2 separate regions of the Homo sapiens genome follow, and region 1 is linked to region 2. Evidence: chromatin loops called from intact Hi-C (ENCODE). Cell type or tissue: CD4-positive, alpha-beta T cell. All regions are shown on one strand. Each heading gives the region's core, and the rest is flanking DNA. Links, peaks and the distances in the headings are about the cores only.

Evidence for each region. Peaks named below come from ENCODE experiments on the same cell type or tissue, not always from the same donor. Only the 100,000 strongest peaks of a DNase experiment are listed, where the experiment ranks them.
Region 1: it touches region 2 in a loop (4-fold over the local background); 4 of 110 quality-filtered maps call a loop at or near these places.

Annotation. Positions count from the first base shown.
Region 1 is chr9:508,042-524,187 of GRCh38, forward strand. All of the region lies in intron 1 of KANK1 (KN motif and ankyrin repeat domains 1), which reads left to right. Among named protein-coding and RNA genes, the nearest start is that of KANK1, 11 kb to the left of the region's middle. In CD4-positive, alpha-beta T cell, for the core only: no CTCF peak of the experiment used is centred there; DNase peaks (open chromatin) are centred at 7,830 and 10,740.
Region 2 is chr9:564,717-580,862 of GRCh38, forward strand. The region is part of intron 1 of KANK1 (KN motif and ankyrin repeat domains 1); the gene reads left to right. Among named protein-coding and RNA genes, the nearest start is that of KANK1, 68 kb to the left of the region's middle. RefSeq lists an enhancer at 9,715-10,554. In CD4-positive, alpha-beta T cell, for the core only: no CTCF peak of the experiment used is centred there; no DNase peak of the experiment used is centred there.

The DNA of each region.
Region 1 (16,146 bases), core at 3,885-11,884, 58 kb before region 2:
GAACTCGTGACGTCAGGTTATCCATCCGCCTCTGCCTCCCAAAGTGTTGGGATTACAGGTGTGAGACACCCTGCTCAGCCTTTTTTTTTTTTTTTTTTTTTTTTTTTTTTTTTTGAGATGGAGTTTCTTTCTTGTTGCCCAGGCTGGAGTGCATTGGGGTGATCTCAGCTCACTGCAACCTCTGCCTCCCGGGTTCAAGCGATTCTCTGCCTCAGCCTCCTGAGTAGCTGGGATTGCAGGCATCTGCCACCATGCCCGGCTAATTTTGTATGTTTAGTAGAAACGGGGTTTCTCCATGTTGGTCAGGCTGGTCTCGAACTCCCGACCTCAGGTGATCCGCCTGCCTTGGCCTCCCAAAGTGCTGGCATTACAGGCGTGAGCCACTGTGCCCAGCCTGTAGCTATACATCTTAAGAGTACATCTTCACAAATTGTCACAAAGTGAACATAAACATATAACAAGTACTCACGGAAAGAACCAAAATATTGCCAGCATTGCAGAAGTGCCCCTATACTCTTGTCCAATCACTGCCCCTCCCGAAGAGTAACCGTTGTGCCAACTGTGGATTAGTTTTATCTGTTTTCATGCTCTACACAGACTCACACGGTATATAGCTTTTAGTATCCTGGTTTCTTTCTCAACATTATATTTGTGAGATTCAGCTGTGTTGTTGCTTGTGGCTGTAGTTCAGTTATTTTCACTGCTGTGTAATATTCAATTGTATGACTACAATTTATCAATTTTTAGGTTTGAGGGGCATTTACATAGTTTCCAGTTTCTTACATGGTAAGTAGTGTGACTATGAACATTCTAATTCTAGTACACGTCTTGATACACAATATCCAATACAAATGTGTACATTTGTACAAATTCTATTCAGAAGTAGAATTTCCCAGTTCCAAACTAGGATTCAGTTTAGAGGTACAGTCATGCGGATTTCTGAAGTGGTTGTAGAGTTTATACTTCTACCCGTAGTGTGAGAGAGTTCTGTTGTGTCCTTTTTAAATTGGAAGAGCAGTAGATCTGCAGAGTTTGGCAAATGGACAAAATATGACCTATTTATTATTTTTTTTTTGGAGGCGGAGTCTTGCTCTGTCACCAGGATGAGTGCAGTGGCGCGATCTTGACTCACTGGAACCTCTGCCTCCTGAGTTCAAGCAATTCTCCTGCCTCAGCCTCCCGATTAGCTGGAACTACAGGCACACGCCACCACGCCCAGCTAATTTTTGTACTTTTAGTAGACACGGGGTTTCACCATGTTGGCCGGGATGGTCTCCATCTCCTGACCTCGTGATCCACCCACCTCGGCCTCCCAAAGTGCTGTGATTACAGGCGTGAGCCACTGGCCCAATATGACCTATATTTACCCCATCCTAGCAGACTAATTATTTGTTGTCTTCACTTCCAGTGCTTTTCCATGTCTGTTCATGTTTTTATGAAGTCACAATTCTAATATTCAATTTTGTATTTTGTTTCTTAACACAGTATCTTAATATTGCTTCAGTCTCTGACTTTTTAATCCCTGCATATGCCTAAGGATATGCTTTCATTTAATAATCCTCTTATTAGAAATGTGTGTTAATTTCTGGTGTTTTACTAGTACATACCGTTGTGGAAATCATCTTTGTGCATATAGTTTTTACCTCCCTCTTGGGTATTTCATAAATTTGAGATTTTTGTTTATGTGGCTTGGGATCTTTGTTAAACTGCTGCCTGCAGAGTTATCCTTGAACCTAATATGGAATTGATTAAAGAAATCTTTTTTATTTTTTTGAGACAGGATATCATTGTGTCACCCAGGCTGGAGTGCAGTGACAGGATCAGAGCTCGCTGTAACCGTGAACTGCTGGGCCCAAGCAATCCTCCCGCCTCAGCCTGCCTCCCGAGTAGCTGGGACTACAGGCATGTGCCACTGCACTCAGCTAATTTTTCCTTTTTTTTTTTTTTAGTTGTAGAGATGGGGTCTTGCTAGGTTGTCCAGGCGGGTCTCAAACTCCTGGCCTCAAACAATCCTCCCTCCTTGCCCTCCTAAAAGTGCTGGGATTACAGGTGTGAGCCACTGCACCCAGTCTAAGAAATCTTTAAATTGCTAATATGTTACCTGCAAAAGGGTGTCTCATTGGGTTAAATTGCAATTCTGAAAATAATGGTGAGGTTGACCATGATAACTTCTTTAAAAATAGCATAAATTGAACCTTTGTGGCAATTTCATTTAGGTATCACTGATTAATTTTCTTTATATGGTCCTGTTTACAAAGGTATTGAGCCAAGAGCTTGAAAGGATATAAGAAGGATCATACCATTAAGTAGTTGATTGTCCAGAAATTATATCTAATAATTAAAAATACCAGTTAGGCAAAATTCTTACACATGACCAAGGAGTGTTCATTCTACAAATGCAGTGCTTGTTTAAGTTCTGAGGGAGAAGTCTTTCTTGTCTAGATGATTAGGAGCTGCTTCCCCCAAAAGTAAGACTTGAGCTCAGCTTTAAGGAGTCTCTAGAAATTGGCTAGGGAGCAGACATCACTAAAGAGACACTGAGCCTTCTCAAGGAGAGAGATCAGCGGTGCATAGGGAGAGCCCCGGTTGACCACTGGACAGTGGGGTTGGTGATGCTGGCTTCCTTACTATTCTTTTTCTGGAAGATACCGAAAATAAATGAACTAATATATAGGCCGAAAAAAGTACTTGGAGGATTTTGGGAGAAAGCTGTTTGGTACATTCAAGTCAGCATCATGGGGTTTAATGGTAAACACCTGCCAGAGATTAGAATGCAGTAGGCTGCTTTTTTGCCTAATTATAGATCTTAACTCCTTTCCCCTCAGGTAAAATTCAGTGATAATTTCTCTAAGATGAAGGCTGCTAGACCAGCCTTCATTCAGAATAAGCCAATATCACTTAACTTTAGTAAACAGTACTTAAATTTGTATTATGTGCAAGGCCCTGGTGGGGGAAATCAGAGACTAGAAAGCTAAGAGTTCATAGGGAATGAATGTATAATGATGCAAAATTGTATTAATAGGCAAAATGTTAGAAATACTCAATATCGATACAAAAGGTTCACTCTGGAAAGGAAAGGGATGGAGAAATTAATGCTGAGTAGAGAGATCTGGGTGATATTTAGGGGGATTTGGCCTTGAAAAATGTGTATGGGTGGGAATTAGAGTAAAGGGCACTGCATTTAGGCAATAGGTTTTGAAAAAGTAAAAGGTGGCAGTGCTTGACACATAATACCATGGTCAGTCATAGGCTTGGAGACCCAGGTGAATGGCAATTTGAGATTGTACCTTTCTTCCTGTGACTTGTGACTGCTGAGCCAGCCTGGTGATCTCTGTGGAAATATTGTAGGTGTAGGCCCAGGCTGGCTACTTTTAATCTAGGATCTGTTGCTTGCTGTGTGACCTTTGGCACAGTTACTAAACCTCTCTGTGTGTCAATTTCCCATCTATAAACAGGGATAATAAAAGCATCTCCTTTATTGGGTACTTGTGAGGATTGAATGAGTTAAAACCAACTCTGTTGGTTGAGGCAGTCACCTGTCCAGACTCAAGAACACTTAGAAGGGTGGTTGGTATACAGTAAGTTTTATACATGTTTGCTGTTATTCCCTTAATTTTTGAATTTCTGAATTATAGAATTTCTAATACTCACACATAGTGTAAATAATATAAACAACAAAGGGTTTAAAATAAAAACAAAACTCATCATTCTTGTCTGGTCCCAACTCAGCTACAGTCTTGGTTTAGGTGTGATAACTGCTGTTTCTGTTTTTAGTTCTTCTAGTGGTTATTTTAGCAAATTACCCCCCAAAATTTAGTGGCTCAAAAATTTGTTTTATGGTGTTTTGGATTCTGTGGGTCAGGGATTCAGGCAGGGCTGGGCTGGGTGATTCTGCTGCTTTCGGTGTTGACTGAGGTCATTCCCTGGTACCCAGCTGGTGGATGTGCTGGTCCACTGGCTCCAAAAAGGCTTTGCTCCCATGACTATTGCCTTAGTGGGAGTAGCTGGAATGCTGGGCTCAGCAATGACTGTTGAGCAGAGCACCTACACATGTTGACTTCATTTGTCTTCATGGCAACTACATGTCTTCATGGTGACTTCAGCATGGTGGCTCCAGGTAGTTGAACTTGTGTGGCAGCAGGCTTCCCTCATGTGTTACTAAGGGCTCTCCAGAGAAACATAACCAATAGTGTGTGTGTGTGTGTGTGTATGTATATACACACACACAAGATTTTTAAAACAAGGAATTGACTTATTCAGTTTGGAGGCGGGCTAGTCCTAAATACTGCATTGTGGGCCAACAGATGGAGACAAGGAGAGTCTAGAAGAAGACTGAAGGAGGTCTGCTGGAGAATTCCCTCCAGCTCAGGGAGGCCGGTCTTTTTGTTTAGTTCATACCTTTAGTTGTTTGCATGAGGCCCACCCACATTATGGAGGGCAGTCTCTTTTACCCATAGTTACCTGATTTAAATGTGAATCTCATCCAAAAACATCCTCCAAGTCAACACATAAAATTAACCATCATACCCTGCTACGAGCACCTTGGGTAAACCAGTTGGAAGCTTCATGGCCTTTTATGACATATTATCAGAAGTTAATAACTTCCCTTTTGCCAAACTATTGGTTGTAGCACAAAACTTGCTCAGGCTCAAGCAGAGGGGACATCGACCTGCCACTTGATGGGAGTGTCAAAGAATTTGCAGTATAAAATATACTGCCAGTCTATGCTTGAGTTCATAAATTTGACAGTGTCTGTTAACTTCCTGCTAAGGAAGAAGTGGAATTTATATTCCCTCACACCTCTCTTTCCTCTTCTCTCTGCCTCCTGGTTTTTATTAGATATCTTATTATTTTTGCCTTATTATTTTTAGTTGTCTTCTTTTGGTTACCTTTCTGATTTAAAATAAAGCAGTCCATTCTTTACCAGGCCGTAGAGATATGGAAAACTCAGGTTTGTTGAAGGGTATGGTGTTGGGGAGGGACATGGCAGAAAAGCAGCTTCAAATGGTTGAGGCTTGACAATGAGGCTCTTGTTAAAACACTCCAGCCACTAAAAATGGGAATTGCCTATGAGTGTGTCCTCTTTGTGAGCCTAGCAGGTGGCATAATTTGACACTTTTTATTTTTTCTCTTTGGCTTTTAAACTCAGATACCTGTTTGCCTTTTTCTTCCCTACACTTAGCATTTAAATTATGAATGCTGGAAGCAAATGATATTTTCACCAATGAAGAATCTTATTACAGACACATGGTTGAGTTGAGTGTTTGTATGTGGATGTGCTGTCAGAAATAAGTGCTCTCTTGCTTTTTTCATTACCAAAGCAATCAGTTAATTGGAAACAGAGTGTCAGGAGCCCTGTAACTCTGTTGGAGGTGTTTTGGGTTTTTTCTTTTTTTGGATTCATTTAGTTAATACAATTGAGCAATGGGGCTTAGTTTAACTCTCAGAACACATAACTAATCCCTTTTTATAATTATCATCCAAGAAACATATAAGAACCTCTAGTCTTGTTGGTTTGCATTCATTGTATATTGCAGATATAACCTCTTTTGATATTTGTCTTACTAATAAAATTTGACTTGGTTAGTGGCAAGAATGTAAATTTGTGTTTGATATCTGCATAATATTTTTGGCTAAATTTTTTCAGATTTCTGTTGTTAATTCTGACTGGTTCACCCTTTGACCTTGGGAAAAAATAGAACAAAAGCAATTAGAACAAAAGTAGATACTTTGGGAGGCCGAGGCAGGCAGATCACTTGAGGTCAGGAGTTCAAGACCAGCCATAGCCAACATGGCAAAACCCCATCTCTACTAAAAATACAAAAATTAGCTGGGCTTGCTGGTGCACACCTGTAGTCCCAGCTACTTGGGAGGCTGTGGCAGGAGAATTGCTTGAACCCAGGAGGTGGAGGTTGCAGTGAGTCAAAATCACGCCGCTGCATTCCAGCCTGGGTGACAGAGCGAGACTCCGTCTCGAACAAAAGTTGAAATGAAACATAAATACTGTATTCACCTTTTCTCTTTTCTGTCCTCCTCCTCTCCTTCCCTCCTTCTCTTACTCCCTCCCTCTCTTCCTCCCTCTCTCTCTCCCTCCCTCCCTCCCTTCCTCTCTCCCTCCCTTCCTCTCTCCCTCCCTTCCTCTCTCCCTCCCTTCCTCCCTCCCTCTCTCCCTCCCTCCCTTCCTCCCTCCCTCCCTCCCTTCCTTCCTTCCTCCCTCCGTCCCTCCCTTCCTTCCTTCCTTCCTATTCATCTCAATAGAGCTGCTTTTTCCTCTAAAAATAATAGCTTCAGGGTAGCCCTTTTTAGGGGATGGGATTATCCCTGTTATGAGATGGTTCAGCTCACTTTTCTGCCAAATACTCCCTCATCTCCTTTACCCAAATGGAGCCACAGACCAATCTGACCATCTTGGTGTCATATCCCCTTCTAGTCACAACTCTTGCCCCGAGGGTATCCTTACTTCTAATATCATAGATCAATTTAGTCAGTTTTTGAACTTTATGTACCTGAGATCACAGAGCATGTACTCTTTCGTGTCTAGCTTCTCTCCATGTTATATTTGTGAGATTGATCCATGTTGTATGTGGTTATGGGTTCATGCTCATTGCTGTATAGTGTTCCATCATGTGAATATACTGCTGTTCATCCTGTTGTCCATGAACGTTAGGTTTCTAGTTTTGGACCAGTATGAACAGTACTGTCATGAATGATTTTGTATGTATTTTCTGGTGAATATAGGTACACATTTAAGTTAGATATATATCTAGGAGTGCAATTTTTGGGCCATGCAGTTCAACTGGAGTAGGTACCGTCAGAGTGGTTTTATCAAGCGGTATTCCCAGCAGTGGTGTATGAGTTTCAGTTGCACCACAGTGCTTGTTATTGTCTGTTGTCTTATTTTAGCTAATCTGGTAAACGTGTGTTATTGATTCCCTAGATGACTAATGAAGATGAACACCTCAAAAAGGGTTCATACTTTTTATTTTATTGCATAGCAAAGTAGAAAAACAAAGCCAGTTTGACCGGGTGCAGTGGCTCACGCCTGTAATCCCAGCACTTTGGGAGGCAGAGGCGGGTGGATCATGAGGTCAGGAGATCAAGACCATCCTGGCTAACACAGTGAAACCCTATCTCTACTAAAAAAATACAAAAGATTAGCCAGGCGTGGTGGCGGGAGCCTGTAGTCCCAGCTACTCGGGAGGCTGAGGCAGGAGAATGGCGTGAACCCAGGAGGCGGAGCTTGCAGTGAGCCGAGATCGTGCCACTGCCCTCCAGCCTGGGTGAAAGAGCAAGACTCCTTCTCAAAAAAAAAAAAAAGAAAAAAAAGCCAGTTAAAGAATTCATCTAGAGACATTGTATCAGTTCTTTAACCACTCTAGCTTTTCTGTTTCTCTACACATTTATTGTGTTTTTTTGTTTTAGTTTTATGAGAGATGTATTTCAAGGAATTTACTTCTAATAAAAATTTAAAGAACAGAAGTTTATGGATAACTCTACTAGTTCTGAGAATTAAGGTATTTAAAGGATGAAACTGCTCATACTGTATTACTCTTTCAACTTTTCTAATTTGTTAACTCAGTCTATTTATTTTTGCCTTTCACTTTGACATTTTTATAGGAGAATTTGAATCATGTTCTATAGTTTCCAGGAATTAAATTTCCACATAAATGTAAAAGAAAACTTGAGATCCTGATGCACCATTTTTTAAAGGGTTTTAAAAAGGGGAATTGTTAACGTAGGGATAAGCTATATATTGTGAGGCTTCGATGGCAGTGCTGTTAAGTTCTTGTCACTTCTTAGCAAATGAAATGCATAGTTTCAAGGAAACCTCACGTGTGGTTTGATGTGTTTGAGTTCGTTTTGATTTATTTCCTGTTGACATTTTGAGATTTCTTCCTTTAGCTTTTATTCTGGGCACCTATTTTATCCTCTCAGTTGTTTCTTTTTAAGACCTGTATGCCTCTTTAGGAATCCAACATGCAGCTGTCATCTAGCTTTGTACTTCTGTGCATATATTCCATCTTCCCTTAAATATTATTGGTGTATTGCTGATCAGGGGACAGACACAAGGTGGTCTTAAATATCTGTAAGGTACTTACAGGTGTTGTTTGGCCTCTTGGTGGCAAGACTATGTCCTGGGTCAGATTATCTAAAGGGTTTTTGGAGAATTCAGGCTTTTGACCTTGGAGGCAGAATAAGATTTCTCTGCCTCCAGAGACACCAAACTTTTAACTCCTTTTGGAGTTATACTTCAGGAGTAGGAGGAAAGTTTGCTGAATTCCTATCAAGAAAAGGTGGTTGAGAGACATGATTGAAGATTGCTTAATTCATCACAGTTTCTCAGCTCTGGCATGAAACAGTTGGGAGAAGCGATTCAAATAACTGCTGATGAAAGTTGTATATTATTTTTCCTTTTTTGAAGTTTAGGGAATTCAGGGCTAGCTCCCAAATGAGATCATGTGAACTTAGTGATGTTCTTTCTGGTGGGTCTTTATTAGAGTCAGTGGGGAGGGAAGGGGAGCGGTTTTGGCTGTAGAGTGGGATCTGAAAATTGTTCATAATGCTGGGAATGACAGAAATGTGGGTGCGAAGTGCAGTGCAGAGACACTGGCTTGAGGAATAGCAAGGCCTTTTATGATGGGCCCAGGTGGGAGGGGAGTTACTAGGTTATACTTCATAGGCATTCAAAAATACTTGTTGAATGAATATGGATCATTTTATCAGTAGCATACTAAGGCTGTCAGATCTGCATGAAGCTATTGATTCACTAGTTATCATTATAGTGGCTTAGCAGCCCGCTGGGGGGTACCTGTCCTTCAGGTGATTAGGAATTTCATGCCTCCATCAGTGTAAGTTTGAACACTTGGGTTACGAAGAAATTTGTCCTAATGAGGTTTGGCCCCAGATGCCCTGCCAGGTGTGCATCTGAGTGTGGTTTCTATTCTTCATCACCCTCTACACACACACACACACACACACACACACATCCGTCTTGTGTTTTTTGGTGGGCTCAGAGCCACGAGGGAGCTATTAGTTATCCTTCCAAAATTCAGCAAGCTGTTTGTGTTTGTTTTTGTTTTTGTTTTGAGACGGAGTCTCGCTCTGTCACCCAGGCTGGAGTGCAGTGGCGTGATCTCAGCTACTGCAACTTCCGACGGTTCAAGCAGTTCTCCTGCCTCAGCCTCCCAAGTAGTTGGGAGTACAGGCATGCACCACCATGCCTAGCTAATTTTTGTAGTTTGAGTAGAGACAGGGTTTCACCATGTTGGCCAGGATGGTCTCGATTTCCTGGCCTCATGATCTGCCTGCCTCGGCCTTCCAAAGTGCTAGGATCACAGGCGTGAGCCACTGCGGCCCGGCTGCAAGCTGTGTTTTGTCGGGACGGTTTCGATTAGTTTTTAGGCTAATAAAGAACACTGTTTCTTTTTGTTTCTTTTTTAGGTTTATTTTAGCCAACCTGAGGAAACAAAAGCCTACTGTTAGGATATTCATGGGAAAATAGGGAAGCCTTTTTTTTCCTTTAGTGAAATCCTATGTGCCTATAGAGCTTTTTCACACTTTCTAGAGAAGGTAAGCATCTCTTCCTGAGAAAGAGTGGGGATAATATGTCTGGGCTCAATTCTGCCTGTTGTAGGGAAGGGTGTGCCGGTGGGTCACCTTTTGAGGTTAAGAACGAGTAATAAGACCTTGAGGATTCTTTTTTTTTTTTTTTTTTGAGACAGAGTCTCGCTCTGTCACCCAGGTTGGAGTAAAGTGGCGTGATCTCGGCTCACTGGACCCTCCGCCTCCCAGGTTCAAGTAGTTCTCCCGCCTCAGCCTCCCAAGTAGCTGGAATTACGGAGTCCCCCACCATGCCTCGCTAATTTTTGTATTTTTAGTAGAGATGGAGTTTCACATTATTGGCCGGGCTGGTCTTGAACTCCTGACCTCAAGTGATCCACCTGCCTCAGCCTTCCAGAGTGCTGGGATTACAGGCATGAGCCACCTTGCCCGGCCAACCTTGAGGGTTCTTAGCCATCCCCAAATGATCTGATAAAGTAGCCTTAGTACTGTGGAAAAAAGTGTCACTCTTTCCTGCTCTGTCAACTTTGATAGCAAAAGGAGGAAACACTGCTAAAGGGGCTTGAAGTTTATATAGTTTGTGAATCATTTTCTTGGGAACTTTTCAAAAGAAGTGTTGTAAACCTCTGACCTCACATCCAGTTTGACCAGATAACTGTGCTTACCTGTTGAGGCCCATCTGATTTGAGTCCTGGCTTAAAGCGGTTGTTCACATGTTGAAGTCTGTATTTAAGCTCCGCTCCCAGGCTGGGTTGTGTCATCCCGAGCCTCCCCTTCTCCCTCCTTGACCCCCAGTGGCCCAGGGCAGTTTTTACTTTACCGTTTCTTCCTGGCTTTTTACCTATACTTTTCGGCCAGACACTTCAAGGGGATCTGATTCGATGTAGGGGAGGGGTTCGGAGCATGGGTTCTAGAATCGAAACTCTACTATTTCCTGCGAGGTGTATGTTTTCTTTGCTTCTTTGTGTTTGGAAAGAAATATTGATATTGTCATTCCGTGGTGTTTAAGTGTGTAAAGAGGAGGAGCTGGGAGGAAGATGAAGGAAGACCTAGGATGTAGTATTTCCTGACTATAAAACTCCCTAGGAAAAGTCCTCAAAGAGCCACCTTGTTTACTTTAGGCTAGAGGAGCGGAGAAAGGGCGGTGACCCTGTATGACATACAGTGAACAAGAGAGGTGGAACTCTGGCAGGAAGTAAAGGGTAGAGGCAGGCTCAGGGACCCAAGTCTTGTAGGAAACCACAACTCCATGAAGCCTATATGGAGTTTCTTAGCATTGTCTTTAAATTTTTTTTTTTTTGTTTTGAGACAGAGTTTCGCTCTTGTTGCCCAGGCTGGAGTGCAATGGCATGATCTCGGCTCACCGCAAACTCCCCCTTCCAGGTTCCAGTGATTCTTCTGCCTCAGCCTCCCGAGTAGCTGGGATTACAGGCATGCACCACCAGGCCTGACTAATTTTGTATGTTTAATAGAAACGGGGTTTCTCCATGTTGGTCAGGCTGGTCTCAAACTCCCAACCTCAGGTGATCTGCCTGCCTCGGCCTCCCAAAGTGCTGGGATTATAGGCATGAGACACTGCGCCCAGTGTCTTTCAACTTTTACTAGGCACCTTATAATTGTGTCTTTTCCCCCAAAGCCCGCTCTCACGACAGCCTCTGGATATCAAGATCTGTCAGCCTTAACTTAGTAAGTGTTCTGAGTTTCTCTGAACTTCCAACTTCTCAGGATCTGCCACAAATTTGCAAAAGGTGGTGTTGAATATTTTTCCTTCAGAAATTAAGTTTTTAATTCTTGTATATTTTCATAGGAGTAGCTATGAGAGGAGTCTTAACTTTGGGTATTGTTTTTCTTTGGCTTCTAGAGAAAAGTTTGAGAGGTCTAGTGATTTTCATTAAGTTCTTTTTTAAGCAATCATTTGTGAAACTATTCACATCCTCAGATCTTGGTAAGATTTCCATGCAGAGCCTAATACTGAAAAGCTAAAGAAGAACCTGGACTTTTTGGAATGATTTCGACCTCTCATAAAATCCCAGACAATTACATTTCCTTATTTTGCCAGGAGACTGGTATGCCAGTTAAGTTTATAACCTCGATCCTTGTTTTATCCTCCATCAGTTAGAGATTAATTACATGCCTTTGGAATGGTGAGCTGTTGAGCCTTGTCGTCTTTGAACCTACTATTGTTCTCAATAAGGTCTTCTAAAGGTCAGACAAACAAGTCATTTAGATTTTTCTCCTCCCCTTAAAGCATGCATTTATAAGGCAAAAACTTAATGATCATTCATTCCATTCCATTGATCATTAAAACAGCTTTAAAAATGAAGTGGTTTCATTACTCATATTAGTCTAGTTATGCTCAGTGACTTAAAACAATACATTTTAATTTCTAGACTTAATGAGCCACTCCACTCTGGGACATACTTATGGCAGAGGGTAAGAAAAGAAATGACCATAGCCGGGTGCGGTGGCTCACACCTGTAATCCCAGCACTTTGGGAGGCTGAGGTGGATAGATCGCTTGAGCCCAGGAATTCAAGACTAGTCTGGGCAACATGGCAAAACCCCATCTCTACAAAAAATACAAAAATTAGCCGTGTGTGGTAGCACGCCCCTGTAGTCCCGGCTACCTGGGAGGTGGAGGTGGGAGGATCACCTCAGCCTGGGGAGGTTAAGGCTGTAGTGAGCTGTGATCATACCACTGCACTCCAGCCTGCTTGGTAGAGTGAGACCCTGTCTCAAAAAAATAAATAAAAATTAAAAAGGAAGTGACCAGTTCATTCATAGTTATTAACACTTCTGCTTGTGTGTCACTTCTACTCGCCTTCACTTGGCTGAAGAAAGTCATATGGCCAGGCCTGCCAGCAATGTGGTAGAGAAGTGTGGTTAATTCTTCCATCTGGAGATGCTATAAGTCACGTGACAATGGGGGATATAATCCTCTTTCAGGGAGGTTAGCGAATAATTGAAAACAATATAATCTAACATAATGGAAGACTATATTTAACTCAAAAAATTTAATGGCCTGTGTTCTGATTCAGAAATAGTTTTTAGAATTGGTTAAATCTGCACTTTGGGTTTTATTTTGAAAAGATTATGCCTCAGAAATCTGCCTAGATATGGAAAACAGGGTCTAGTTTTTGGACAGGACTGATTAATCTTTTATGAATTGGAGAGCTGTACCAACAACTTGGTAACTTTCCATTAGTTGTTTCCCATGGCTCCAGATCTGTATTTTAATCAAGAAGTTACACTTCTTCCTCTCTTGACTTTTATATCTTGATTTTGCATGCATTGTTAGTATCCTATTGGTCAGATGATTTTTGTTTAATTGCCTGATTTAATATGGTTTTGGCAGCCAATTAACAGTGGATGCTACTGTCAAGAGAAGGGTAGAGATGGGGCCTTTTGACAGAAATAAAATTTATTAAGGCCTCATCAGTCTGTCTTGGTATTTTTCTTTCAAAAATGAAACTGATGAACTGTTGCTGATGTTCTTACTAGGAAATTTCTGTCTTATATAAAAGATATGAAATCGGAATTCTTTGAAGCAAGATGACAAAATAAAGTCATACATTGCTGTGAGGAACAGAACGTTTGTGCCTCAATTGGTTATTCACCATCTACATGTTGAGATTCTTTTTGTGGGGGATCTTGGCCATTTCTGCATGTTCACCCTCACACTCCTTTTTATGAGGTGTGGGGGCCATCTACTTAGGCAAGAGTCTTAGGTAGCTTCTGTAATTTTTATGAGAAAGCTGAAGTCTCTTCTGCTTGGTTGACTTTTAAAAAGTAGGTGCACCAAGCCTCAGCTGGTGTCAGACTGCTGCACTTGGGGTTCTTCCTGAGCTCTTAACCTGCTTCCAGCTCTTAGTGAAAACTTGTTTTTGGGAGATGGTGTTCATTCATGAAATTTCATCAAACACTGGGCACTTGGAATTCTCTACTTTCTTTTCCCTCCAGATTCTTTTTTTTTTTTTTTTTTTGGAGACAGAGTTTTGCTCGTCACCCAGGCTGGAGTGCAATGGTGTGATCTTGGGTCACTTTAACCTCTGCCTTCTGGGTTCAAGCGATTCTCCTGCCTCAGCCTCCCGAGTAGCTGGGGATTACAGGTGTGCGCCACCACGCGTGGCTGATTTTTGTATTATTGGTAGAGATGGGGTTTCACCATGGTGGCCAGGCTGGTCTCGAACTCCTGACCTCAGGAGATCCACCCACCTCAGCCTGCCAAAGTGCTGGGATTACAGGCATGAGCCACTGTGCCTGGCTCAGATTCTTTTATTGAATGAACGTCTACTATGTCTTCAGCTTCCATTATTTAGAAATAGAGAAGAGTTTAAGAAACAGCCACAGGCAGCTCATACATGGTGATCCCTTTTGCCTCTCTCAGTGGCCCTTTTTTGGAGAACTGTTAGAAAAGTTGCTGTAGGCCTTGGTATTAGAAAATGTTGGCACATTTCTTGGGAAAATGTTTGATTTGTTGAATAATGTAAATATTGTAAGAGATTGTGATTTCCTCATTGCTTTGACCAAATTTATATCCCACTGTTAAAAAGAAATGGAGAATTTCATGATGGTTATTTACTAATTTAGGTCTCATTTTACGATTCTGTTTTCCCTTTTGCTGAATTTATTTATTTTTAAATTAAAGGTAAATATAGTTACATCTAGTTTTGAAAGATGCCGCAAGTGTTTTTGGACCAAGGTTGGGTACAGATACATATATCGTGGTTCCTTCATGCAGTTGAAAGTTTTAAGAGGACTCTGTGTGGGGGAGTGCACATACACACAGCTGGATAGCACTCCTAACGCTCCTTTCTGTGCTCACTCCGTCTCTTTCATGGTTTTCACAAGCAGAGCATATGCTCTGTGGCATACTGGGGGTACTCAGTACTCTGTCTCAGTGCTGAGACTTGGAGAAAGGCATTCTTTTTGAGCCCTTTTGCTCATGAGGAAGGGGGTCCTGGTGTACCCCAGGGTTTGTTCTCCAGGCCTGGGACCCACAGTGGGGTTGAACTGGCAGAAGGCAAAGACCATAATGGTTACTTCTGCAGGGACAGATCTGGAAGGGACTTCATGCTGACTTTTGGGTTTTTAAGTTGGTATTTTCTGATGAGTGACTTTGGTATCTCATAGAATTCTGTAAACTCTAATGCACTCCTTAAGCTTAGCAATGTGTGCCTGCCTGTGCTCTCCTGACCACCAGCCTCTGACCTACCCTGGTTTTCACTTCATTACTCCTCCCTTGGTGCTGACAGCTCATGGGAATTAAGCCAGAATTGGCCCAAAAGCTAAATGCCTGCACTGCTGAGCTGTGGTTTCCCATGAAAATGCCTTCCCTGAGTTAATGTTAGCCTTTTGCTTGTATTGATGGATAATGCAAAACATGATCATCTGTAAGGTCTCAGTTCTTGATCTCTTTTCTGTAGACACTCATTCTCGTGGTGACCTCATCTTCTCTCATGGCTTTAAGTGTGGTTGATATTCCAATCATTATCACATTTAGGTCTCCAGCTCTGACTTTTTTCTCCAGTTCCACTCTGTAAGGCCCAACTCCTTCCCCAGTATCTACACCCGAGTGTGTGGTGGCCACCTCAAATTCAACGTCACCCAAACAGAATTTCTTATTTCCCCCAAACTCCTTCTCCCCACAGACTTCTAGTGGTAAAACCCCTAAACTTTGTAATCATCTTCACTCCCCTATCTCATACACCCTACCTTTAATTCAGTAGCAAATCCTGTTTCACCTTCAAATATATGTAGAATCTGCATCGTCCTCCCTCTTTCCACTGCCACCATCCTCTCTCACCTCAATTACTGCACTAGCCTGATACCTGGACTCTCTGCTTCCCTTGCAATCCATTCTCAACAGCCATCTTTTAAAAACAAAAGTCACATTGTGGCACTGCGTAGACTCTCTGTTGGCTCCTTGTTTCTATGGGAGGAAAAGTTTTTACAGTGAACTCCATGGCTGTCCTTGCCCGGTCCCTTGTTATTCTGTAGCCTCTCCTGTGCTCGCCCCCACCTCTGCTCTTCCACAGGTGTCCCTTTTGCCTCCCTTAGGGCCTTTGCACTGGCTCCTTCCTGGGGCTGGAGTGCTCTGTCCTCACCTCAGTGAGGTCCTTGCTCAGATGTCACCATGTCAGTGCTGTGATTATTCAGAGTTATAACCTGTCTTCTCCTGGCACTCCAGGTCTCTCTTAATCCGCTTGGCCTCTTCTTTTTTTTTTCCATATCAAAAATTAACCAGTATTATTATGGAATTTACCTATTATATTTATTGTTTATTTTCAGCATATCCCAGTAGAATACGGGCTTTTCCAGGGCAGGAACCTTTAGCTGGTTTGCTGGTTGGTGGTACATCAAGCTCCTAGAACGGAACTGGAAACGCAGAAGACACTTAAATAGGTATTTGCTGTTAAATGAGCTGCTGATAAGGATTTACTATGCTGTTCAGAACCCATTATGTGAGGAAATATATATTTCAGTTCACTGTTAGGAAAACGTTTATTTCCTTGATGAACAGGGACTCCCAACTTACCTGATTCCCTCTTCTGCTTTGGCTACCAGGATGCCAGGAACTAAGTGT
Region 2 (16,146 bases), core at 5,455-13,454:
ACACTCTTTCAGGAGATGCCCTTACTGTTAACTGCTTATTCTCTGTGCTTCTTAATTCATATTCTTGAGAGTCAGCATCTAATTGACTCAGTTCACCTTATCATTCCAGGTCAACTCATGTGAGTCTCATTGACATACAGTGTTGTTTTTGGCTTCTCTTGGGAAGCCCACTCTGGTCCACACAGGTGACTGCATGAAGTGGGAAATGAAGACACTTGGCACAGACATGGCTGTTCAGGTAACAAAGAGTGTGTGCAGGGCGGCTTCACTGAGAAGGAGCCTGGTGAGGCTGGAATGGTGACTGCTTTCACCATTAGACAAATGTCAGTGGGTAGAGAAGAGAGACCAAAGTGTGACTTTAGAAACAGAAAAATCCCCTTTTCTTCCTTTGCAAATCCATACCTATATATTTTGAAGACCACTAGGCATGTCAGGTAAACTTTCAGCAATTTAAATTAATCAGAGAGCTGGAGAACATCTATTCCTGTTAAGATCTTTCCCACCCATTCAACTCCCTGACTAGTTACTGCTAAAGAGAAAAATGGTAGCAGCTTCATCTTTAAGACTTAAGCCATAGTTCTTGCAATGGGAAAGTCAACCCTAAAGAATGGTTTCATGTTTGCTCCCATTCTACCTTGTGCAGACAGTAGTTTAAGGATGTCTTCTGCAGAGCATAACTTGTGTAGTCACCCAAAAGGGTCTTCCAGTTCACTGAGACCATGGTATTGCAGTAAAGAAAGAGTTTAATTGACGAAGAGGTGGCTAGCCGCATGGGAGATGGAGTTATCACTCAAATTAATCTCCCTGAAGTTTTGGGGGTTGAGGTTTTTCAAGGATAGTTCGGTGGACAGGGGACTATAGAATGGATGTTGCTGATTGGCTGGGGATGCCATCATAGGAGTGTGGAAAACAGCCCTCATTTGCTGAGTCTGCCTCTGGGTTAGGGGCCATAGGACCAGTTGAGTCATGAGTCGCAGGTCCAGGTGGAGTCAGCCAGTCGTCAAAAATGCAGCAGTCTGAAAAGACATCTCAAAAGGCCAATCTTAGGTTCCGCAAGAGTGATGCTATTTACCACAGTAATTGGGGAAGTTACAAATCTTGTGACTTCCAGAACAATGGCTGGTTATCATTTATACCTACGCTTTTAACAAAACTTTTATTTTAGGTTCAGGGGTGCATGTGCAGGTTTGTTAATATGGGTAAACTCGTGTCATGGGGGTTTGTTGTACAGATTGTTTCATCACCCAGGTGTTAAGTTAATAATACATAGTTATTTTTCTTCACCCTCTGCTTCCTCCCCAACCTCCACCCTCCATTAGGCTGCAGTGTCTGTTGTTGTCCTCTATGTGCCCATGTGTTCTCATCATTTAGCTCCCATTTATAAGTGACAACGTGTAGTATTTGGTTTTCTGTTCCTGCGTTAGTTTGCTGTGGGTGATGGCTTCCAGCTATCCATGCAAAGGACATGATCTTATTCTTTTTTATGGCTGCATAGTATTTCATGGTGTATATGTTCCACATTTTCTTTATCCACTGTACCACTGATGGGCGTTTAGGTTGATTCCATGTCTTTGCTATTGTGAATAGTGCTGCAGTGAGCATATGTGTGCATGCATCTTTATGATAGAATGATTTATATTTCTTTTGGTGTACACCCAGTAATGGGATTTCTGGGTGGAATGGGAGTTATATTTTTAGAACTTTGAAGACTCATCACATTGTCTTCCACAGTGGTTGAACTAATTTATACTTCCACCAATACTGTGTAAATGTTCCTTTTTCTCTGCAACCTCGCCAGCACCTGTTATGTTTTGATTTCTTGATAATAGCCATTCTGACAGGTGCGAGATGGTATCTCCTTGTGGTTGTTATTTGCGTTTCTCTAATGATCGGTAATGTTGAGCTTTTTTTCCACATACTTGTTGGCCGCATGTGTGTCTTCTTTTGAAAGGTGTCTGTTCATGCCTTTGCCTACTTTTTAATGGAGTTGTTTTTTTCTTATAAATTTAAGTTCCGTGTAGGTGCTGGATATTAGACTTTTGTCAGATGGATAGTTTGCCAAAATTTTCTCCCATTCTGTAGGTTGTCTGTTTACTTTGTTGATAGTTTCTTTTGCTGTGCAGAAGCCTTTTAGTTTAATTAGATCCCATTTGTCAATTTTTGCTTTTGTTGGAATTCCTTTTGACATTCTCGTCACGAAATCTTTGCCCATTCCTATGTCCGGAATGGTATTGCTTAGGTTATCATCCAGGTTTTTGAGTATTACATTTAAGTTTTTAATCCTTCTTGAGTTGATTTTTGTATATGATGTAAGGAAGGGGTCCAGTTTCAATTTTCTGCACATGGCTAGCCAGTTATCACAGCACCATTTATTCAACAGGGAGTCCTTTCCCCATTGCTTGTTTTTGTCAGGTTTGTCAAAGATCAGATAGTTGTAGGTATGCGGCCTTATTTCTGGGTTCTCTCGTCTGTTCCCTTGGTCTGTGTGTCTGGTTTTGTACCAGTGCCATGCTGTTTTGGTTATTGTAGCCCAGTAGTGTAGTTTGAAGTTGGGTAGTGTAATGCCTCCAGCTTTGTTCTTTTTGCTTAGGATTGCCTTCTATGCCTACATCTTAGCAGAATTCAGGCCCTTCTCATAACCCTAACCTTGTGGTGTTTCATTAGCTTTACAAAGTTGATTTAGTTTTGGAAAGTGCTATTCTCATTCTTGCTTTAAAGTTAAACTATAAACTAAATTTTCCCCGAAGTTAGCTTTGCCCATGCCCAGGAATGACGAAGGACAACTTGGAGGTTAGAAGCAAGGGTCAGATATCTCTTACTGTCACAGTTTTGCAAAAGCAGTTTCACTTCCCTCTTCTAAGTACCTTCTGCATTGATTGGAGCCAGCAAAGAGAACTTTTGCAGCATTTCTTAGTTTGAATGTGCCATATAAATGAAACATGTTTGGAAATGTGAAACCAAGTCATCCATGAGAATGTTTTCCTCTGAAAGGCAGCACTTCTTGATAAGTCCCTTCCTCATGGAACTTTGGTGCAGTGTTGGCCCATTTTAAAATTTATTGGTTACCCAGGGAGATGCCCGAGCTTATCAGAATTAGAGTCTCTCATTTGAGTACGTTCTTGCAGTATAGAAGTTTGCAGATGTTTTATAACTTTAAGAGGCCCAGTGGTATTGAATTTAGAGTTAATTTTTAAAACTGGCTCCAAAGTCACCAGCATGGACAAAACTTACAGTCTTCCAAAGAGAGAGTGCCAAAGTTCAACGCTTGGCATTGTTGGTTTTTTTTTTTCTTTGTGCCCATATCAGGTAGCTATGATTATCTTCATTTTACAGAGAAGAAAACAAAGCTCAAGAGTTAATTTGACTAAATTCACAGATGAGTGAAGTATGAGGTAGAGAGTGATCCTGTGTGAGAATAGTTTACATTTATCTTGATGTGGTTATAACCACTACCTTATCTATAATGCATGTTAAAAATCAACTTCTCAAGATTTTTTACACCAAAGGCAAAAATATTCAAATGTTGATATAGTCCCTTCCATTCATTTTTATATTTTTGTTTAAAATCTTCAACATCATACCCAGTTTTCAACCTAACTTTATAAAGTAAGCATTTCCTTAATCTTCATAAACATGTTTAAGATATGTATCATAATTTAACAAATTATTAAGTTTCTGAAATTTTTACAGTAGTGAGGCAGTGGATGTATTTATGTGTAAGTCTGTGGGGTTTTTTTCCTGTCTCTCCCATAGAGGCAGAGACTTGCTCTGTGACCCAGGCTGGAGTGCAGTGGCATGATCGTCACTCTGTTGCCCAGGTTGGAGTGCAGTGGTGCAGTCATGGCATGCTTTAACCTCAAACTCCTGGGCTCAAGCTATCATCCCGCCTCAGCCTGCTGAATAGCTAGGACTACAGGTGTGCATCACCATGCCTGCCTAATTTTCTAAAATTTTTTTGTAGAGACAAAATCTCAATATGTTGCCCAGGCTGATCTCGAACTCCTGGCCTCCCACCTTAACCTCCCAAAGCACTGGGATTACAGGTGTGAGCCACCATGCCTGGCCAAGGTTGATTTTTTAAAAACATTATTTCCTTAGTATGTGTATGATTAGAAGCAAAATTACAGGTCAGAAGTCACATTTTAAAAGATCATGACCACTTAAAAAACCCTTAATATGTTTTGCCAAATTTATATCTTTTAAAAATGGGATCGATTTCCACACTCATCGGGGTATATTTGAGTATGTAGCTCACTGTAGACAGAGCTCCTGGGGAGGGAGGAATGGCTCTGGTGCTCTTCTACCCACCTGTAGAGGTTCAGCTGGGGACCAGCTCCACTGTGGGGCATTGGGAGGCTGTTAGTGCAGAGGTATCTTCTCAGTATCTGCCTGACACACTACTGTATCCAGCTGCCTGACCCAGTCCTGCCCACCTGCCTTCCTTTCTTCCTGCCTCCCCTCTGTTTTATCAACTTTGTCTCAAAAAACATAGCTTCCTATCTCTATATGTTCGTCTCCTATTTATGGTCCCTCAGTATGTTATAGTGCTTGCTAAGGTTTGAATGTCCCATGTGAATCTCATGTTGAAACTTAACCCCCAATGTGGCAATATTGAGAGGTGGGGCCTTTAAGAGGTGGCTCTGCCCTCATGAATGGATTAATCCATTCATGGATTAATGGATTAATGGGTTATCAGGGGAGTAGGGCTGGTGGCTTTTAAGAAGAGGAAGGGACCTGAGCTAGCACACTCGGCCGCCTCACCATGTGATTCCCTGTGCTGCCTCCAGACTCTGTCAAGTCCCCACCAGCAAGAAGGCCCTCACCAGATGCAGCCCTAGACTTTGGACTTCTCAGCCTTTGTACCTGTAAGAAATAAATACCTTTTCTGTATAAATTACCCAGTTTCAGGTATTCTGTTATAAGCAACAGAAAATTGACTGAGACAATACGTATATTCTAATTGTGTTCACTTTTCTTTCATCTAGACTTACCAGAAGTTTACTTCTCTGGTTGGCTTTTCAAGGAAGCTTTTGAATTTCACTTCTATTTTTTCTATTAATGCATTCATTATTAGTGAAGTATTTTGTAATCATTTTTCAAACAGATTGGGTGTTTTTTTTTTCTCATTTCAATATGTAGTTCACTTATGTTAATTATTTAGGGCTTACATTTTTCTCTGTTCTCAACCTTCATCAGATTCCGTAACACTTGATACGTTGTAAGGTTTCTGTTTTCATTCATTATACACCTTCCCCACCCCAGGCCTTTTCATTACTTTCAACACAGTCTCGTATTAGGATTTATGTTTTTTAAAACAATTATTTAGGAGAATAGAATAGTTTTTTTCTCCTTGTATTGGGTTTTTTGTTTGTTTAGATGTCTGTTGTTTCTGTGATGGCTTTGTTTTAATCTGTGCTTGGAGAGTGCTCTCTCATTGCTACTTTGGAGAATGTATTATTCTTTGGCCTAGTATGATTGTGTGTGTACATTTGGGGACAAAATGTTTTTGTGGAGATAATGTAGACTTAAAATTTTAAATCCGTAGCTGTATTTTCGTCACAATGAAAATTTGATGTCCTTAGTAAGCCCCGAATAGAAAGCCTTGACTTGCTTTTTGAGCATAGTTAACAGTGTTGAGATAAGAGAGGTTTGCTGGCAGTTGCACTGATGGCTGCACTGTTGTCCAGTGGGCCCAGCTGGGTGTACAGCTCGCCGTATAAACAGAAATCTAGACACAGGTCCCTAGAAGCCTAATCTGTGACCTAGACCCTGTCTCTGAGGTACTCTTACCAGAAAGTTAATCTGTTAGAGGATCTTTCATCAGCATAAAAGGCAGAAATAATTTTCTAAATGCTGTTGATAAAATGTGAGTGCATGCTGCTTCATTCGATTATGGAAACTGAGCATTGGAGACTTATTCTCCTTTTTAACACCACTTGCCTCCAGTAACTTACACTAATTGTCATCTATACCAAGCCTTTGAAAATTTGTAGTTTTTGTAAGTTTTTAGGAAATATGCATGCTAATTAGATAATGCCTAAATTATGTTGCTTTTCATGTGAATTTAGTAAAGTCATTTAAGACCCGTTGGCTTAGTTTTTCATGAGACTTTCTAAACATGCTTAATCTCTGCATACTATTTTAATAATAATGTAAGTTTTTGACTTTTTGCTATTATAATGGGCAGTGAATATATTTGTGCTGAAATCTGTGTGGAATTTTTTTGAACATCATTTTCTTACTGTATATTATTAGAGGTGAAATGTTTGGGTCAGGAGTTACAAACATATATATTTTTAAAAAACTACTCTAAAGATCCTTGATACATTTTGTCAAATTGATTTCTTGTAAAAATGGGACCAGTTTGCACCTCTGTTGTGGTATGAGAGAGTGCCCATCTCCTTGGGGACCTAGCCCCTTGATGGTTCCAGCACTCCATCGAAAACCAGCTCCACTGTGGGGTGTTTTGTGTGACATGGTGGTGTCATATGTCTTCTCTGCAAGAAAAGGCATTGTTAGCAAGGCAAACAGAAATACTCGATACAGTTATGTATAAACCAGAGGAAGCCTTTGCCAGAGAGATTGTTGACAATTGCTAGAGGGTATGATAATGCAGAAGTTACAGAGTGTTCCTTTGGCAACACGTGTTAATGGATTTGTTCCAGTGTTGGAGCCCTTTTTAATGAAAATTCTCAACACCTACACTGGAAAAATAATAAAATAAAAAGCCTTAGTCAGGAATGTATTGCTTGTTAAGATTTAGCCAAGGAAGTCACATGTTATTTAACAAGGTAGATTACTTTTTTCTTTGTAGTAGGCAAGGAAACAGCTATGCTTCACTTCTAAATAAAAAAAAAAAAAATTTTAAAAACGTTTTTTAAAAAGAAAAACGTGACTAAGATAACTGTCTCATTCCCAGGCACTTTTTAATCTCATATAAATTTACATTTAGAGACTTAACAGTTTGGCTTTTTTGAATGAATGCCAGAAATACAGTTGGACTATAGAGTCTCAGCTGAGAAGCAGACACATGGAGCAAGGTATGTTCTGTCATTTATCAGAAAAGTTAAAGAATTCATTTTGTTTAAAAGGCAGCACATAGATTATTCAGAGAGAGAAAAATATGGGTTTATAGGAAAATTCTTATGTATTTGGTAAGGACTCTGAGTTTGTACTTTAGCTTCATGTCTCATAAATCAAGTCCCAAGTTCACCAGGTGATAGTATTCCCAGGTTACTTGTGGGTGTAGGTGCAGAACAACTCGGAACTTTGTGGTTGGGCATCTTTTTCTGCCGTCCAACTTTGGAGGTTGCTGGGAGGAGATGCTTATTTTCCTTTTTTAGGGCATTTCAGTTTAAAACAAATTAAAAATGGAAAGTCAATGTTTTCCCTCCACTAATACAACTCTTAACTTATGGTTGTAATAAACAGTGATTTTTTTTTTTTTTTTTTTTCTAAGAGACAGGGTCTTGCTCTTTTCCCAGGCTTGAGTGCAGTGGAGAAATTGTAGTTCACTACAGCCTTAAACTCCTGGGCTCAAGGCATCCTCCTGCCTCAGCCTCTTGAACAGCTAGGACTACTTGCTTGTGCTGCCATACCCAGCTATTTCGGATCATGAGGTCAAGAGATCGAGACCATCCTGGCTAACACAGTGAAACCCCGTCTCTACTAAAAAATAGAAAAAAATTAGCTGGGCGTGGTAGTGGGTTCCTGTAGTCCCAGCTACTCGGGAAGCTGAGACAGGAGACTGGCGTGAACCTGGGAGGTGGAGCTTGCAGTGAGCCGAGATCGCTCCACTGCACTCCAGCATGAGTGACAGAGCGAGACTCCATCTCAAAAAAAAAAAATTTTTTTTGTAGAGACAGGGTCTCGATATGTTGCCCAGGCTGGTCTTGAATTCCTGGCCTCAGGCAATCCTCCTGCCATGGCCTCCCAAAGCACTGGGATTACAATATGGACATAAGCCACCATGTCCAGCCCTACTTTTGCTTTTTTGAAGGACATGTGTGTTAAGCAGAAATTTCTAAAGTCAGTGCATTTTTTGCATCAGAACATGTTTTAACTCATGAGTTAAAACATCGCTGTTTCTGGCATAACGGTCTTCCCACATTTCCATCTTTATATTAAAAATTTCTGAAATAAAATTTCTTTTTGGGCTAGAAAAAGGTAAGATTGGATCAAGTGATCCATTTAGGACTTGCCTTTTCATACTTTGCAGTCTCATTACTATTATCACAATGTATGTCCTAATACAATAAAGTTGAGGTTTAACCAAAAGTTCTCTTTTCTTCTGGCATGCTTTGTGAGAAAATATTTGAGCTGGTGTAAATTGTAATTACTGGCAGATATGGAAGAGAGTCTGACTTGGAGTATTCATGATGCTGATATGCTGCTGCAGTCAGTCAAGTGCTGCGTGAGTTGATGTCATTACCAAAGGACAGTCTCTATAATCAGAGAATAAAGTATAATTTGTAAATGTGGAGGAGCTAGAGGAACAACTTGATTTCACTTGTCACTAAACTTATCTAATAAATAAAAATGAGGATTTATTATTATTATTATTATTTTTTTGAGACAGAGTCTCGCTCTGTCACCCAGGCTGGAGTGCAGTGGCGCAATCTTGGCTCACTGCAAGCTCCACCTCCTGGGTTCACGCCATTCTCTTGCCTCAGCTTCCCGAGTAGCTGGGACTACAGGTGCCCGCCACCACGCGTGGCTAATTTTTTTGTATTTTTAGTAGAAATAGGGTTTCACCGTGTTAGCCAGGATGGTCTCGATCTCTTGACCTCGTGATCCGCCCTCCTCGGCCTCCCAAAGTGCTGGGATTACAGGCATGAGCCACCGCGCCCGGTCAAGGATTTTTTTTTTAAAGCCAGAAGTAATATAAGTCGGTATCAGTGAGAAAAGGTGGTGAGGATAGCAGGGATTAAGTAAGTCGCGGGCATTTTATTTTTATCTTAAAGAAAATGTTAAAATGGTTGACGTTTTCTAGCTCAACACTCCCACCCCCACCTCACCCATTGATTGATGGTTTGCTTTCGAAATCCTGAGTGAAAAGACAGGAATTACTTCATTGTGCTGAGAGTGACTGATGTCAGAAGGTCAGTTTTCCTACATTTACAAGATTCATACACACTTCTGAAAGGTTTTCTGTTAGACTGGGTGGACTGTAGATGAACAGGGCACTTTTTGTTTTGTAATTGCATTTAGCTTTAATTAGAGGTTTAGAGTAGAAAGCTGAGAGTTGCTTGGAGGAGCCAACCAGGAGATTAATGGGCTGTGCCCATCCGCCGCAGCTCTGTGCTTCCAAGAAGTTTGCCAGGGTAACCTGGATTTGTCTTTATTGTACTGGAAGGAGTCTTGTCCTGTAGAAGTAGAAATCACTGATGCATCACTAACATCATGTGGCCTTTGTTCTCTGCCGCACATGTTTGAAAAGCGCAGCTCGCACCCACTCTTCCCTTAGGAAAGGGGGCCGAAGCTCTGTACCTGTAACATTCCATAAAGGCTAAGGATCATGAGGATGTTGAGTGGGCAGGGCCCCAGCGGTCTTTACTGAAATACCAGAGCCTGCACTCTGATAATGAATGAGGCTCGAGGGAACATTCCTTTGGCATATTTTAATGCTTGACCTAGTTGACTGGGGTGCTCTGGGAAAATGAGCCTCACTTCCTGCTTTTCCACCTTAAATTGAAGTATGGGGTGCTCTGGGAAAATGAGCCTCACTTCCTGCTTTTCCACCTTAAATTGAAGTATGTCATTTATATGATTGTTAATATTGAAATGAGCAGCTGTACCACTCTGTTCTCAACAGGGAGGAAGCCTTTTTATTTGTAATGTTTGAAAATATTCTTTCTCAGCCGCGCGTGGTGGCTTATGCCTGTAATCCCAGCACTTTGGGAGGCTGAGGCGGGTGGATCCTGAGGTGAGGAGTTCAAGACCAGCCCGGCCAACACAATGAAACCCCATCTCTACTAAAAATACAAAAATTAGCCAGGCATGGTGGCACGTGCCTGTGGTCCCAGCTACTTGGGAGGTTGAGGCAGGAGAATCGCTGACCCTGCGAGGTGGGAGGTTGCAGTGAGCCGAGATTGCACCACTGCACTCCAACTTAGGTGACAGAGTGAGACTCCGTCTCAAAAAAAAAAAAAAAAGAAAAAAAATATTTTTTCTTTTTTTAAGTGTATATATTTTTTAAGTTGAAACCTGTGTTTGCCTTGTCTTTATGCCCACAGGGGAACTTGAAGTCATTTTACATATCAAAAGCATCTTCTCAGGTTATTCTGAATTTTGAGAAGGCTAACATTTGCTAGGCTTTATGTTTAAAAAAACAAAAACAGAAAAAGATCCTGGGCTTCTCCCATCTTGCTTGGCAAATGAGGAGTCTAGGGTACTTGTCTTAAATGTTCTGACATATTTCAATTAAAGCAGTGAACAATATTCTCAAAGACAAGGCAGCAGCTGATACTTGGTAATGTCCTTAAAACTGCATAGTAATAACCTTCAGTGAGATTTGTATAATTTGGAGATAAGCTCCACTTATATCTGTAAAGTTAAAGCACAGAGAAAGTTAGTACAGTATTTGCCTGAGGTCAGTCACGCAGTTGGTGACAAAAGCCACTATTCTTAGTACTTCATGAGACTTCTGTTTTATATAATAGATTACAGAGGCCAGGCACAGTGGCTCTTGCCTGTAATTCCAGCACTTTGGGAGACTGAGCTGGGAGGATCATTTGAGCCCAGGAGTTTGAGACCAGCTTGGGCAACATAGCAAGACCCTGTCTCTACAGGGAAAAAAAAAAAAAAAAAGCCAGGAATGGTGATGCACACCTGTGTTCCAGCTGCTCAGGAGACTGAGGTGGGAGGATTGCTTGAGCCTGGGAGGTTGAGGCTGCAGTTAGCCATGATCATGTCACTGCACTCCAGCCTGGGCAACAGAGCAAGACCCTGTCTCAAAAAAAATTAATTACAGAGATAGTGTTCTAGTTAATAGCAAGGAAAGAATGGCTTAAGCAATAAGCTTGGCCGGGCACAGTGGCTCATGCCTGTAATCCCAGCACTTTGGGAGGCCAAGGCGGGCCCGATCACTTGAGGTCAGGAGTTCAAGACCAGCCTGGTCAACATGGTGAAATCCTGTCTCTATTAAAAATACAAAAATTAGTCAGATGTAGTGGTGTATGCCTATAATCCCAGCCACTTGAGAGGCTGAGGCAGGAAGATCGCTTGAACCCAGTATGTGGAGGTTACAGTGAGCTGAGATTGTGCCACTGGACTCCAGCGTAGGCAACAGAGTGCAACTGCATCTCAAAACAAAAAACAATAAGTTTAATGAATGATTCCCAAAGTATGGTCTATGGACCAGCATCATTCACATCATCTGGGAACTTATTAGAAATTTTAAATTTTTAGGCCCTATCAGACCTACTGCTTACTCTGAAGGTGGGAGTCTAGGAATCTGTGTTTTTACAAAGCCCTCCACATACTTCTGATTCATGATAAAGTTTCAGTACCACTAGCTTCATACCATCCTTTTATAATTTTATGAGTTTAAATGCTCAGGGCTGCTGAGATAACATACCCTTGGGTCCTGAGTGTATACAAGGTAAGAAGCAGCTGGCAGCCTCCTTGAAGGCCCAGCATAGACAACCTTACTGGCCTCCCTTTTAATATACAGATAGGTAAGAAAGCAGAAGAGGAACCAATATTTGCTCTGCTAGGCACTGTGCCTATCTTTCCCACAGTTCCCTTGCATTTAGCCCTCATGCCAATCATATGCTTGTCATAGTGTGCTCCTTATATGTTTTGGGTACTTCATCATTTTCTAGTTGTAATCTCAGTCTTGAGAGCAGGCTCAGACGTTTGCTTCGATTCTTTCACTGGCAATCACGGAGACTTGACATTGTTTCATTTAGGGGACTGTACATTTCCTCATGGGGCATGCAGTTTGTGTTGGAGATACAGAAAGCTTCATCTTGAACTTGGTGCTTCTTCCTGGAACAGTAATTTTATTTCAGGTTTGTGGGAGAGGAAGAGGAGGGACCTTGTTTTTTTTTTGCAAACCATGACATTCCCTGTACGTACCATGTACCTGGTGCATGATAAATAACTGTTAAATAGATTTCTATACTATTAACAGAAAGCTTGTATTGTGTCCGGAATTGGTTCCTTCAGGTGGTTTCTTGGTCTCACTGACTTCAAGAATGAAGCCATAGACCCTCACGGTGAGTGTTACAGTTCTTAAAGATGGTGTGTCCGGAGTTTGTTCCTTCAGATGTTCAGATGAGTCCTTAGTTTCTTCCTTCCAGTGGGTTCATGGCCTCGCTGACTTGAGGAGTGAATCTGCAGACCTTTGCAGTGTTACAGGTCATGAAGGTAGTGCAGACCCAAAGACTGAGCAGCAGCAAGATTTATTGTGAAGAGCGAAAGAACAAAGCTTCCACAGCATGGAAGGGAACCCAAGCGGGTTGCCTCTGCTGGCTCTGGTGGCCAGATTTTATTCCCTTATTTGGCCCCGCCCACGTCCTGCTGATTGGTCCATTTTACAGAGTGCTGATTGGCCCATTTTACAGAGAGCTGATTGATCCATTTTACAGAGTGCTGATTGGTGTGTTATTACAGAGTGCTGATTGGTGCATTTACAAACCTTTAGCTAGACACAGAGTGCTGACTGGTGTGTTTACAAACCTTTAGACACAGAGCGCTGATTGGTGCGTTTTTACAGAGTGCTGATTGGCGCGCTTACAAACCTTTAGCTAGACACAGAGTGCTAATTGGTGTGTTTACAATCCTTTAACTAGACAGAAAAGTTCTCCAAGTCCGCACCCGACCCAGAAGCTCAGCCGGCTTCACCTCTCAGTATCATCTCCCAGATAGCTTGTGCCCACCCTTCAGACTTCTTTGTTTAAGGCAGTTATTCTCAAAATGTCCCTTGACCAGAAACAGCATCACTTGGAAACTTGGTAGAAGTACACATTCTCAAGTTCCACCCCAAACCTCTTGAATCAGAAATTCTGAGGGTAGGGCCCAGGAATTTATGTTTCAACAAGTCTTGCAGGTGATTTTGATTTATGCTAGCATTTGAGAACCACTGGCTTTACGCATGAGAAGTAGGATTTTAAAATTGTACTTTTTATTATAATTTTCTGGGAAAGTAAAGCTGTTTCACCTGTAAACTTTGGGAATAGGAGCACCCTGAAGCTCACAATGGCATCCTGCAAAGCCCCAAAGAGTGCTAGTTGTTGATCATTACCTGTGCACACATCATTCCCTCACTCAGAGCCCAGCTAGGAGGCCTCCTTTCACCTTGTAACCAGGTCACCCCTAGATGTGATCACTTCCTCCACAAGAACTGAGAGAGAAGAGAAGAACACCAGAGGATACTGAACTGGCCATACTGGGGCTTATGGTTTAAAGGGCAGAACTGAGCCAAATGAGGACTCCTCAGAAAATTGCTTTCTCGTTGGATCACCCCAGAAATAAATCAGTAAAAGCATTCACCTTTTGTTTTATTTGCTTCAAACAAAGTAGGAAACATTCTTCTTGCTTTATATATCTAGATACCAAGTAAGGAAGTATGATTTGGATTCTTGAGTCTCTTTATTTTATTTTTCAACTGTGTGTGTGTGTGTGTGTGTGTTTGCCTTTGCTAAGCCATGGAGGGTAAAAAATGAAATATATTAGCAACATTGTTGACATGGACCACAGACAATTAAATGTTTCATTTCTTATTAATCCTGAAAGAAAAAGCCTTTTTTTTTTGTTGGGCGGCAGGGAGGGGGTGCAGTCCTCTATACAAAAATCTTAAAAACTAAATATATCTATTCTAATTGTTTTCCCCTGGAACATCATCATAGTTTAGGAGTATATCTCAATGTTGATTTTAAAAAATAAATATGTAAACAGCTAGATTTATGCACTGTTAAAGCATCAGTGCAAGTTTTAGGAAAAAATCAAGCATGACAATTGAAAATAAAATAACCATTACTAAGTTGGACTCTTCTTTACCCTCAAGAAATTGTACTTGGATGTTTATGGGAGAAATTATTCCAAATCCTACCAGTTCTGTCAGAAAACTAATATTACTCTACATAATCATTTTCTCCCACCTCTGTATAATATTTAACTTTTATTTGAAATGTAGGCTCAAGCTATGCTAAAAATCCCATCTCGAAGATGACGAGCTTATCCATGGGGAGGGGATGGAGGGCAGAGCACTCTCATAACTCTAGGAATTTGACTGTTATATCTTGACTTAATAAATGTCTGCAGCTGAAAATAGGAAAAATTGACTATATGCATGTTTGAACACATAGACATAAAAAATGCCAGCTGAAGCAGAGTATTCCGCATGCAAGCCAAGAAAAATCGGGTTCAGTGAGGCACAGTTTGGCAGGGAAGGCACACTGAAGCTGCAGGGATGGGAGGTCTAGTAACTGGGGAGGTATTCAGTTGAGGGCTGGTGCCCTCCACGTAGCCTTCCCCGACCCACCCACCCTGGGTCTGCTTCCCTCTGCCCCCAGTGTGGGCTCCCGTAGCACAGCTGGGTATTAGCTTGGTAATGGGGAAAGGATGGTATTCAACTGGGAATCTTTGGCTTCTAGGAACAAAACAAACTTGGGGAGGATGTTATCAGGATACTGAAGTCCTCCCCAAAATCCAGGATCTTCAGAGAAAACCTAAGAATCAAAAATAGAAAAGCACAGGAAGTTGAAGGACTCTGTCTCTGTGTGTTGTCCCTGCTTCTCTCAGCTCCATCCTCACCTTTCTGCACTCCAGCTCTGTTGTGTCGTCCACAGCATGCAACACACAGATCCAGCTCCATCTGGAGCCCGCCTGTCAGCTCCTCAGCCCCAATTTTAAAACCCTAGGGGAGAAGCATCTTCTCAGCATAGGTCTCACATCTTTATGTGGTCCAGTGAGCCATGGTGGGGGAGGTAGGTGGGTGCAGGGAGGCAGTATGGGAGGTCCACCTCTGACCCTGTGGCCCAGTCAGAAGACCCCAAAGAGAGGAGTAGCTTGCATAGATGGAACAAAAGCATTCTCCCTATGTTATTCCGTTCACATGTTGCTGTGGGTTCATTAACCCCACACTTAGAAAGTAATCATCTTTGGCTCTAAGAAAATCTGGAGGTTGGACCTGAAAAACCTCAGGCCAGACAGTGAATCAGTCCTGGATTGTGCTGAATTTTCTAATATGACTCCACCCCATGAGGCTTCATGACTGTCAGCATCTGCTGTCTCCAGTGATGCTGTGTCCGAAATTGGTGGGTTCTTGGTCTCACAGACTTCAAGAATGAAGCCACAGACCCTTGCGGTGAGTGTTACAGTTCTTAAAGATGGTGTGTCCGAAGTTTGTTCCTTCTGATGTTCGTACGTGTTCAGAGTTTCTTCATTCTGGTAGGTTCGTGGTCTCACTGGCTTCAGGAGTGAAGCTGCAGACCTTCGCGGTGAGTGTAACAGCTCTTAAGGCGGCGCGTCTGGAGTTGTTCGTTCCTCCGGTCTGGAGTTGTTCATTCCTCCCGGTGGGTTCGTGGTCTCGCTGGCCTCAGGAGTGAAGCTGCAGACCTTCCTGGTGTTACAGCTCATAAAGGCAGCGCGGACCCGAAGAGTGAGCAGCAGCAAGATTTATTGCAAAGAGTGAAAGAACAAAGCTTCCACACTGTGGGAGGGGACCTGAGCAGGTTGCCACTGCTGGCTCAGGCATCTGCTTTTATTCTCTTATCTGGCCCCACCCACATCCTGTTGATTGGTCAATTTTACAGAGAGCTGATTGGTCCATTTTGACAGGGTGCTGATTGGTGCATTTACAATCCCTGAGCTAGACGCAAAAGTTCTCCAAGTCCCCACTAGATCAGCTAGACACAGAGCACTGACTGGTGCATTTGCAAACCTTGAGCTAGACACAGAGTGCTGATTGGTGTATTTACAATCCCTTAGCTAGACATAAAGGTTCTCCAAGTGCCCACTAGACTCAGGAGTCCAGCTGGCTTCACCTAGTGGATCCCGCACTGGGGCCGCAGGCGGAGCTGCCTGCCAGTCCCGCGCTGTGCGCCCGCACTCCTGAGCCCTTGGGTAGTCAATGGGATTGGGCGCCGCGGAGCAGGGGGCGGTGCTCGTTGGGGAGGCTTGGGCTGCGCTGGAGCCCAC